Linked DNA regions of Homo sapiens: region 2 is linked to region 1. A link is an interaction called in ENCODE POLR2A ChIA-PET data of the cell type or tissue named here. Cell type or tissue: Panc1. All regions are shown on one strand. Each heading gives the region's core, and the rest is flanking DNA. Links, peaks and the distances in the headings are about the cores only. Region 1 overlaps ETS2 (ETS proto-oncogene 2, transcription factor). Region 2 overlaps LINC02943 (long intergenic non-protein coding RNA 2943).

Evidence for each region. Peaks named below come from ENCODE experiments on the same cell type or tissue, not always from the same donor. Only the 100,000 strongest peaks of a DNase experiment are listed, where the experiment ranks them.
Region 2: POLR2A ChIA-PET joins it to region 1 with 7 read pairs; 3 of 35 experiments call an interaction of 5 or more read pairs at or near these places.

The regions. Positions count from the first base shown.
Region 1 is chr21:38,816,907-38,822,282 of GRCh38, reverse strand. It overlaps ETS2 (ETS proto-oncogene 2, transcription factor), which reads right to left. Exons shown (of 10, transcript NM_005239.6): 6 at 5,192-5,275; 7 at 3,637-3,858; 8 at 2,517-2,780; 9 at 579-697. Among named protein-coding and RNA genes, the nearest start is that of ETS2, 14 kb to the right of the region's middle. In Panc1, for the core only: no CTCF peak of the experiment used is centred there; no DNase peak of the experiment used is centred there; H3K27ac peaks cover 3,765 bases.
Region 2 is chr21:39,056,303-39,061,678 of GRCh38, reverse strand. All of the region lies in intron 3 of LINC02943 (long intergenic non-protein coding RNA 2943), which reads left to right. Among named protein-coding and RNA genes, the nearest start is that of LINC02943, 26 kb to the left of the region's middle. In Panc1, for the core only: no CTCF peak of the experiment used is centred there; no DNase peak of the experiment used is centred there.

The DNA of each region.
Region 1 (5,376 bases), core at 269-5,268:
TTCCTCAATGCTTGTCTCCCAAGGGAACTGGAGGCGGGGTGGGAATGGTGACAGATTACGCTCCCCAGTGCCAGAGACCAAGGGCTTCTCTCTAACGCTTTTCTGGCGGGGTTGGTATCCCACCTGCCCTTGGCCTTCTCCTTTAGACAGGGCTCCTGGTTCTAACTCTGCAGGGCTGGGGTCAACACTGCTGGGCTCAGCTAAGGAGTGGACAGAAGGCTGGCTCGGGGCCACATGAGGCTTGTTCCCCCGATGGACAAGGGCAGCCTTCCTAAGGCATTTTCAGATGGTCAGCAGAGAACCTCAGTTTGCAGCTTGGGCCTCTTGATCAGACAACTGATCAAGACAGTGAAATCTGTGCAACGCCCTTGTATGAAGCATACCCAGAAAACACTGTACACGTTTATCAACAAAGCAATGACTCCACTTCCATTTTCCCAACAGCCAAGGATGCCTCACGTGGAAAGATTCTCAGCAGTACTGGTGAACCCTTTTTTGTGCCCAAAGAACTGAGTTTTTGAATGCAAGCAGGAAATCAGGTTTTCAAGCCCAGAGATTTCCCAGGGCTCTGGCCATACCTCATCGGGGTCGGCGAGCTTAAACTCCCATCCGTCTCCAGTCCAGCTGATGAATGACTGGCAGGATTTGTCTGATAGCAGCTCCAGGAGAAACTGCCACAGCTGAATAGGTCCACTTCCTGCGGGGAGAGGGAGGGAGACGGATCATACCCTTTCACAGATGTAAAATACAGCAAGTCTTTAACCATCCTAATTGTACATGCTGATTTAGGAATGCAGACCCAACTCTCTGAATGGGGTTCCGATGTTACACTCAGGGTGGCACTCAAGGTGTTGGTGACAGTACTAAGTGCTTTAACGGGATGGGGCGGGGCACCAAATGTGAGTTCCTGCTCCACACTGCCTACTCCTAGAAAATAAGGTCACTAGGCGAGACACTCTTCCCCTTGATTGCTAGGTTTGTTCTTTCTGGAAGAAAGTTTAGGGCCACCAACTCTTGGCATTAAAATTCCCCATCTGGTTTAATTGTTCCTTATGTAAAAACCTTCAAGGTTTTTTTCTAGAAACACCCAGTGGGGCAGAGATGGGGGTGGCTGAGGGGGTGTTTCATCACAGAATGAGGCGTGTCATACGTGGGATCCCATGCCACCTTCCTGCCAAATGACCATGTGTAAATTGCTTAATGTGAGCCCGGTTTACTCAATAGCCACGCGGGGTCACACCCGTTGCCTCACAGCCTCTGTCTGGTGAAGCATGCTTTGCCAAGAGCTTCTCGTCCACCTGTCCTCGATTGACATTTAGAACTACCACCTTGCAAAGCAGGTGTCAGTGTGGTTCTGTTCTAAAGAGGAGGGATAAGATGCGGCTCAGAGGCCAGGTGCCTTGTCCTGGATCACACGCCCATCACAGCAAACAGGAGAAGAGCCTAGATCTTCCGACCCTAAGCCCAACCTCTTTCTACCAAATAGCTCTTCCTCAGAAACGCAATGGCCGTTATCAATAAAGCTTTGCTGTAAAGCACGGGACAGGCATTCTAGAACCAGAGCTGTGTGAGCACCGATAGCTGTCTGCCTGTGAGCCAATTTCCCCATCTGTAAAATGGCCTCATACCACCCCCATGCCAGGCTGTCCTACAGACTGTATGCCTACTTAACTACAGAGTTGGCAGTCAATAAACAGAAACTTATGTTACTATTAAAATGAACCACACTAACGTTATGGCTGTTTATTCTTCTCAGGCCCTAAACTCCCAATAATGAAACCGATAATGGCTTTCACACACTCTTTCCGTGTATTTTAATACGTTTACGTGGCTGATTGTTCTTAGATGACAGAAAAAGAATGAATGCCTCAGTATCCTTATTTTAAACTTATCAGATTTTTTTAAGTTAGGTAATTTCAATCCACAGTGGCTCCATATGGTTAAAAAAACAAAAACAAAAACGCATTTAAGGATACACGAAGCAGTGAAAACAAAGCCCCAGTATTTTCGCTAAAGTACTGGAAATACCTGTTTCTAAAAACAGCTTTATATTTGTCCACTGCCTAGAATAGCTCTCACCCAAACCTCAAAAATAAGAGCAGATAGATTTTAGAAGCAAGAAAAGGTAAACAGTGCCCATATTATTTGAGACTGGCTCTGCTGCCCCTCCCTAAGCCAGTTTACATTCTTTGAGATTCTTGGAGTGGGTGAGTCAGGGCTGAAGACTGCACAGGCCATGTCCCCTGCTCCAACTATTCCTCAGAACGTCCCAGGTGGAGGGAGTGGCCTGTCAATTTTCACTCATTCCATGGAGCTCTGTGTACATGAAAATTCCTCCAAGTGTGGCTTTTGTCGAATTCAGAGATACAGCAAGCCACGCATAAAACATGGAGTGTAGAGCACTGGTGTACCTAGCTTAGAAACACCCTCGGTGAATGTGGTACTGTGGCTCGAAAGGAAGCAAGGGACAGGACCCAGGAGACTGGGCGGCCAGGCTCTCGGAGTTCCACACACACCTGTGAAGCCGGCCAGCACAGCTGCAGGTATAACTGGTTTGCCTTGCTCCACTGGGTCACTCCTCTCTTGGATGTAATCCTTGAAAGACATGGTTGGCTTATTGAGGCAGAGAGACTGGCTGCAGTCATCTTCGAAGCTCTCGAAGGAAGGAACCCGTTGCACATCCAGCAAGGACGACTGGCTGTTCCAGGACTGGAGGAGGGAGTCTGAGCTCTCGAAGCTGTCCGCACCGTTCTCAGGGGAGTCGTGGTCTTTGGGAGTCCCTGGCAAAGACAACCAAACACATACTTTGATTCCTCCAGGACACAGTTGGTCTTGGGCACGACCATAGCATCACCAACCACTACCAGTGCAATCATGCACCTGCTGGTGTAGAACCACTCAGACTTCTCAAAATGCTCTCTACTCAGGTGCTTATTCCTTAGGGTAACTATACTACACAAATCCTATCTTCCATCAACAGTAGAATGAATAAAATTCTTATAATGGAATACTATACAGCGATGAAAAAGAACACATGGCTGCTACATCCAACAACATGCATGAATCCCAGACATGATGAGTAAAAGACAAACACAAAAGAAAACATGCCTTATGATTCCATCTATGTAAAGTTCAAGAAAATCAAAACCTAATCCGTAATGATAAAAGTCAGAATCGTTCCCTTCTGTCGGGGGGACATTATTGATGGGAAGGGGTACGAAGGAATCTTCCAGGCTACTGGAAACTTCTCTATCTCCATCTGGATGGTTATTACATGGGTATACATACATACACAAATCCAACCAGCCACATGACCTGAGACTTGTGCACTGTATTTATGTTACATCTCCATAAGAAGAAATGTCACATTCCTGCATCGCCTCCATAAATATCCCAAAGTGTGGAGAAATCTGGCTGTAAGAGCAGGGACTGTTTTGTTTACTCAATGCCTGCAGTACCTGGGCCAGTGCCTGAAACATATTAGGGGTATGCTTGTTGGAAATCCACTTAGAACATGGGCTTTGACCCCCTTCTCTAATGGCTGAATCCAGGAAGTATTTATTAAGAGGTTCATTATGGCTCTGGGGTTCTCAGAATCAAAGCAACAGCCTTGTTGAAAGATGCTTCCAATCTTACCAGAATTGTTGGTGAGCAAATTCAAGTTGCTGCCTGGGAAGTCCTGACTGACAGAGCAGTAGGTGACGCTGACGGAGCTGAGCCGAGACTTGGGGAACATCTGAAACTCCTGCTCAGAGCTGAGTACGCTGGGTGTGGAGGCCGGACACATGCTGTCCAGGAGGCCGCCTTTGGGGTAATTCTGTGTCTGCATTCCATAGGGCGCCTGCTCTGTGCCAAAACCTGGAACAGAACAATCGGACGGCAGAGCTCTTAAAGTCAGTGTTACCCCAGTAACTAACCCCTACGAGCAAATGACAGGTGAGCACTCCGCACACTCCAGCCCTCTGCAGAACCTCAGTGGAGACCCGGGCTTTGGTGGGGGTCTGTCACCAGGCCTTCTTCTCAAACCATTCAGCTTCTCAACCAGCAGCCCTCTGCCAAAATGACTGCAGCCTCTGCAGGCAGGACTCAATGTTCCTATTTCTACAACCCTAGTGCTTTCATGGGACCTTCAGGAAGACAGGGCTCACTGGCTCTTTTAGCTTCCGAGGAGAGTAAGGCTCAGACAGACCAAGTGACGTGTCATGTACTGTGTGATTCATAAGGGCAGAACCAGGCCATGAACCCTGTGTGCTGAGGCACAGCCCACTCTGCTTTCTGCTCCTTCATCACACCGCTCCTGTCTCTGTTCATTGCAGAATAATTTATTTTCTGGAGAGGGAAGGAAGCTCTCTGACTCTGATTCAGGTTCAGGCAGGCACAGGGTGTCCCACTGTCATGTTCAGAAAGACCTCCTGAGCAGGAAGCCCCCAGTGGGGCAGAGAGGTGGGCTTCACCGGGTCTGAATGGTGGAGCTGGGGCCAGAGAGAAAACACTGGGCCGGACCAACACCACCCAAGCCTGCTGTTCCGAGGACCCCTCCCTCGCTGGCCTGGCCAGACCCTGTGCCCTCCCCAGTATCAGCAACCAGAAGAAAGGACCCAGATTCCATGACAGCTCTTTAAGCTCCCAAGTTCAGAGCCAGTTTACAAATTGCTTTTCACGCACTCTGTGCCTGCCGCCTCTTGTTTGCTACACTAAACCAACATTACTGGTGACTGCGGTAATCAGCTCACTTCGTTCTGCTCCTTGCTCTAAGAATTGCCTGGACTAGCACTAACAGTGCTGACCTATGGAAGATCGTGTGAGCCACTTAAGCAACTGCGAAAGTTCTAGTGGCCATATTAAAAAAGCAAAAAGAAACAGGTGAAGTTAATTTTCTTATTTTACTTGGCCTCATATAGCAATTATCATTTCAATATGTAATCAATACATTAAAAATTATCAGGGAGACATTTTATATTCTCTGTTTCATACTAAGACTTCCAAATCTGGTGTGCATGACTATACTCTTCCTACACATCTCGATGTGGACCAGTCACATTTCAATGGCTTATAGCTCAACACCCACGTGTGGCCACCATAAGAGACACACAGGTCTAGGTGGCCCCTTAGGAGCCTACAGTAGAGAGATTCCAAGTCTACTGGGAAGACTGAAGACAAAGTTCTTAAGGGCAGAATCAATCGGACTGACCTAATGTATTGCTGTTAATCCAATGAGGAACGGAGGTGAGGTGTGAATTTTCTTCATATTGATCTTCTGTCTTTTCTTGGTTTTCTGAAAAGCAGACACAGGAGACGTAAGATGGCAGATGTAGGTGAAAACTACACAGAACAAATTGACTTTCTGAATTCCTGTGAGATGATAATTTTAGAATG
Region 2 (5,376 bases), core at 175-5,174, 240 kb before region 1:
TGTTCTGAAGCCTCATTGATGAGCTCCTCCATGGGGTGACTGAGACTCTATGGGCCGAACCATACCACGGTCCCCAAATGGCTTGGAAAATGCGTTGATTCCTCTATTACATCTTCCTCCAGCTCTGTCACACTGCAAGCTGTGGATTTTAGCTCCTTCTGAGTGAGGTGCCTTTCAGTCCAGCTGGTGGGGGGTGGCGGTGGTGGTTCCAATCAGGGCACATTGATCACAAGCCTCCCAGTTTGGAAAACCAAACTGTTGGTGCAGAAATAGCAAAGGTTCTTAAACCCTGTTGGTGGGATCTGGAGAGGGGCTGAAGATGGGCTGAGCAGTAAGTGGTCCTTCAGAAACCACCGAGAGAGACAGCAGAGGTAGTGCTGACGGGCTGTGTCCCTGTGCCTGTTGGTCAGCCCTGCTCCGTCCTCCTGCTTCTATGAGCCCCTCCTCTGGGTTCCCCCCTGTTGGTGGGTGTCCGCAGCCCCTGTGCCTTGGGGACAGCCCAGGCAGATGGGACAGCAGGTTCTGTGCATGGGCCTGAGTGACCTGCTGCCTGTGTCTGACATTGCAGGCTGGCTCCAGGCTGCTCTGGGGGTGCTGGAGGGGAAATGGATGAGCAGGAGGCTCGGGGACCCTGCAGAGGAAGGTGAGGGCCCTGCAGATGCCCCGTCAAAGCTGGGATGGGTGTCTTTCAGCAAGCCTGCAAGCTGTCACCTGCTCCCAGGGAAAATAGGAATCCCAAGTTGCGGCTGTCACAGCAGGACCAGCTGGGGACAGGTCACCGAGAAATTCTAGCTGCAGGACAGCTGACAGGTGATTTATTCCGGGAGGGAACATATTGTGACTTATCCCTGTGGTTCCACACCAAGAGAGGCTACGAATATGGGCCTCGCAAAGGGCAGAGTGGAATGATGCTCTAGGAAATTCAGAGGTGGAGTGAGGGATTGAGTGTGTGTGTATGTGTGTGCATGCATGTGTGTGCACGTGTGTGTGTGTGTGTGTGTGTAAAATGCCCTTTAACTGCCTTTCCCCTGGGTTGAATGTTGTTGGTTGAGATATAATTTGTGTGGGTCTCAAATTTTGATATTTGAGTGTGTGTGTATGTATGTGCATGCATGTGTGTGCACGTGTGTGTGTGTGTGTGTGTGTGTAAAATACCCTTTAACTGCCTTTCCCCTGGGTTGAATGTTGTTGGTTGAGATATAATTTGTTTGGGTCTCAAATTTTGATATTTCCAGTAATTGAACATAATTTGGAGTGTTTGCAATAAAGTTTCCACGTGTGTGCAGTGAGGTGAGAGTAGCGTGGAGCTGGACTGGATGCCCAACAGATCTGCAGTTTGGTTTCAGCTCTGCCACCATCGATCCTTGTGATCTTCAGCAGACAACTTGTGCTCTGTAAGCCTCAGCTTCTTCATCCATTAAATGGGGCAGCAACCCTTGTCTACCTCCCAGCACTGTTGGGAGTGGAGAAGGAGAGACCCTTGGGAGTTAGGACAGAGATAGATGGGCAGGGGCCGTGTCGCTCCCCATCTTAGCGTCTTTCTAAGTGCCGAACTTGGAGCTTTGCACGTTGCATATACTGGATAAGCATTTGCTGCATTACATTTTTATCCAGTTTTAGAAAGATTCCCTGAATAGCAACAGGTTAGAAAAGGAGAAAGCAGAGGCAGGACTAAAATCCATGCATTGGGTTGGACTCTTCTCTACCCACAAAGGTGGGTCTTGCTTCACAGAATTTTGACAAAGGGGCCTGGTTTAAACAAACCCCAAAACAGCCCAAAGTCTTCCTTTGGGACGGAGAAGCTGGCTGCATTCTCACCTTAGCTGGGTGTTTCCTGAAGCTTCCCAAATGGAGATCATTTGATCCATAAGGAAAGTGACAAGGAACTCTCTTTGGCATAAGTCCCCGAAACGGAGTTCACAGACACTGAATTCCAAGTATCCATGAGGAGGGTTGATATTTCCAGGGTCTCGTCTTGCTGATAATCTGAGCCTCTTCAACCATGCATCATTTTATGGTATTTTTCCACGAGCAAGAGTGGTCACTTATATAATTTATAAAACTTTATAACTTATATAACTTTAATAACTTGCTAAAAATAACAGCAATTATAATGCTTGAATCTGGGACATTTCTCAGTGCATGAGAGGAGCTTGCAAGAATTGAGAGAAGATTAAGCACGGTCATAGGTGGTGGCTGTGTCCTGGCGTTTCTGTCTGCGTGGCTTCTGTGTCGTTGATCTATGTGTATATATTTGTATGTGTGTGTGAGACAAACTTGAGGTCCACATACTGAAACTGTTTGAGTTAGTCAGCATAGGCTAACCTCTGTAACACACAACCCCAATTTTTCAGTGGCTCAGAACAATGGAGTTTCTTTCTTACTCATGTAAAGTCCAGGTGATGGCAGAAACTTGCGGGGGAGAAAGTCTACTCCACAGCATCACTCAGGGACCCAGGCTCCTGCCTTACGGTGGTTCCATTTTCCAGGGCCTTCCCATCTCCTCCATTCAGCTGGTGGATGTGGGAGGAGACTGCGTGTATGAAAGACCACACAGAAGCTTTTTTTTTTGAGACGGAGTTTCGCTCTTGTTGCCCAGGCTGGAGTGCAATGGCGCAATCTCGGCTCACCGCAACCTCCGCCTCCCAGGTTCAAGCAATCCTCCTGCCTCAGCCTCCCGAGTAGCTGGGATTACAGGCATGCACCAGCACGCCAGCTAATTTTTTTGTATTTTTAGTTGAGACAGGGTTTCTCCATGTTGAGGCAGGTCTCAAACTCCTGACCTCAGGTGATCTGCCCGCCTCGGCCTCCCAAAGTGCTGGGATTACAGGCATGAGCCACCGCGCCCGGCCCACACAGAAGCTTTTTATGAGCCAGACCAGGAAGGGGCATAAGTTCCTTCTGCACCTATTCCATTGGCCAGAATGGTCACACCCTCACCCATCTGCAAAAGACACTGGGAAATTTGGTCTGGCCATGTGTCTAGGAAGCAGAGCAGCAGGTGACAAGAATAGATGTGAACACAAGGTGTTCCCTGTCATCCTGGCCAACCTGCGAATGGGTATAGCAAACTATCCCAGAAATGGCAAATAAGCTTTCCACGGAATCAGAGGATAGTAAGTTAGCATCTACTATGTTTCCTTGGGATTCCATTGCTTTTCAACTCGGTGAGAAGGTGTGTAAAATTAATATTTTGTGATTAAAGTCTTTCCCAGTGTTTAGGCAGACTCCATAGACCAGATTTAACGTGTTTGTATAAAGGCCTTAAGATACACAGTTTTAAAAAGCATTGTGAAGAATTGTGAGCTGTCTGAGATTTTACCTTACTTGCAAACTAACAAGTGGGCCTGCCATAGTTTCATGGATTCTGGCAGAAGACTCCCAGGTCAGAGATTTCATCTGTCTTGTTCACTATTGTCTACATAGTGCCTGGAAAAATACAGCCTGGCACACAGAACCCTCAATCAGTATTTATGAATGAGTGAACAGGTAAATGTTAGCTATTATGATTATGACTATTATTTCTTTTTTTTTTTTTTGAGATGGAGTCTCGCTCTATTGCCAGGCTGGAGTGCAGTGGCATGATCTCGGCTCACTGTAACCTCTGCCTCCCGGGTTCAAGCGATTCTCCTGCCTTAGCATCCTGAGTAGCTGGGATTACAGGTGCCTGCCACCACACCCGGCTAATTTTTTGTATTTTTAGTAGAGATGGGGTTTCACTGTGTTGGCCAGGATGGTCTTAAACTCCTGACCTCAAGTGATCCACCCACCTCGGCCTCCCAAAGTGTTGGGATTACAGGCGTGAGCCACCATGCCCGGCCAGTGCTAGCTATTATTATGACCTACTCTCATCAAGTCCCTTTCTGTCCCTGTATCCCCTGTCTCACATCTCAGTTGCCCAAATCAGAAATTAAGGGCTACTGTCAACTCTCTCTACCACGTGGAAGCCATCGCATGCATGAAAACACCTACCACCCCAAAATGATTCCTGCATGTGCCAACTCATGTTGATATGATTCTGCTGTTGCTGGCTTTGAAGGAGGAGGAAGGAGCCATGGAATGCAGGCAGCCTTGTCTAGAAAACCAGTCAAGGTAAAGAAACAGATTCCCCCCTGAAACTTCCAGAAGGAACCAGCCCTGCTGACACCTCAATTTTAGCCCAGTGTTTCCCATTGCAGATATCTGGCCTCCAGAACTGCAAGATAATCCATTTGTGTTGTTGTAAGCCACTGTGTTTGTGGGAACTTGTTATGGCAGCAGCAGGAAAGCAATACACCTGGCAAGGAGAGAGGGGGCTCACCAGGAGCCCTCCCTCCTGATGGCAACTAGCCAGTGCTGCTGGCCATGCTCCTGAAGCATTTTGTTTGTAGAATGAGCACAGAGGGAAGAGGAGTGTCTGGCGGGTGGGCATGGGCAGGGATTGGAGTCTCTGAGGAGGTTTCCAGGTGAGGCTGGAAAAGGAGCCAGGAGGGAGTGTCTGGGCTCCTCCTTCATCTTACTGAGTCTTCAGCATGTCCCTAAGGGCATGGGGGCAGGAGGGAAAGGAGCGGTTAAAATTAGCACACAGGTGCACCGTGGCTCAATAACACCAAACCCCCTCTATGTTGTGAGAAGAGAATTTTTCTTTCCTTTGCAGGAATTCTGTGACTTTGCAATTTGCCTCACATCAGTGCGGTTAAGATCTAGGAAGCTTACATGAGCTCAATTTTCTATATTCTGGTTGTTGTGAGAGTGGCATTTTCTGTTTCTAAGTCCTTTTTAATATTCTTGTCATCTGCCACTTGTTCCTCTCTCCTAGTTTTCCAGTGGAACTTGGAACTTAATGAGGAGGAAAAAAATTGCAGATAAGACTTCAAAGGCGAATGTTCTAAATTTCTAAAAGGAGAATACTGAAAAGGAAAAATGTTCCAAGCAGCATCTCAAAGGGAAGGAAGAGAAAAAAAGTGACAGCAAATTAAAAATGGGATTAGGCAATAGGCCTGAATGGTCAGGGGTGAGATGGGAAGTAAAGAGAAGAAACTGAAGGGGTCCCAAAGAAAAGCATAGCACCTGCCGGTGATCCTGTCTCCCAAAGAGGGGGACATGGGTGGAAGTACAACAAGGAAAGAAAGTCTGGGTATTGCCCTAAACGTTAGAAAGTTCTAAGAAGGGAGGCATGCTTCACAGACACAATTGTTTGATTTTTCTCTTCTGATCTTTTCTCTTCTATTAGATGTCTTTCCTCAAAGCTCCATCATGTCAGAGGGAACAAATGGCTTTCGGAATTCATGCACTTTCTTTCACAAACTTTGAATAGTAATGCTGTTAATAGAGATTGCAGAGTCTTGGAGCACAGATTCCATTTTCTTCCACCTGTGACATCTTGGTGCTCTTTTG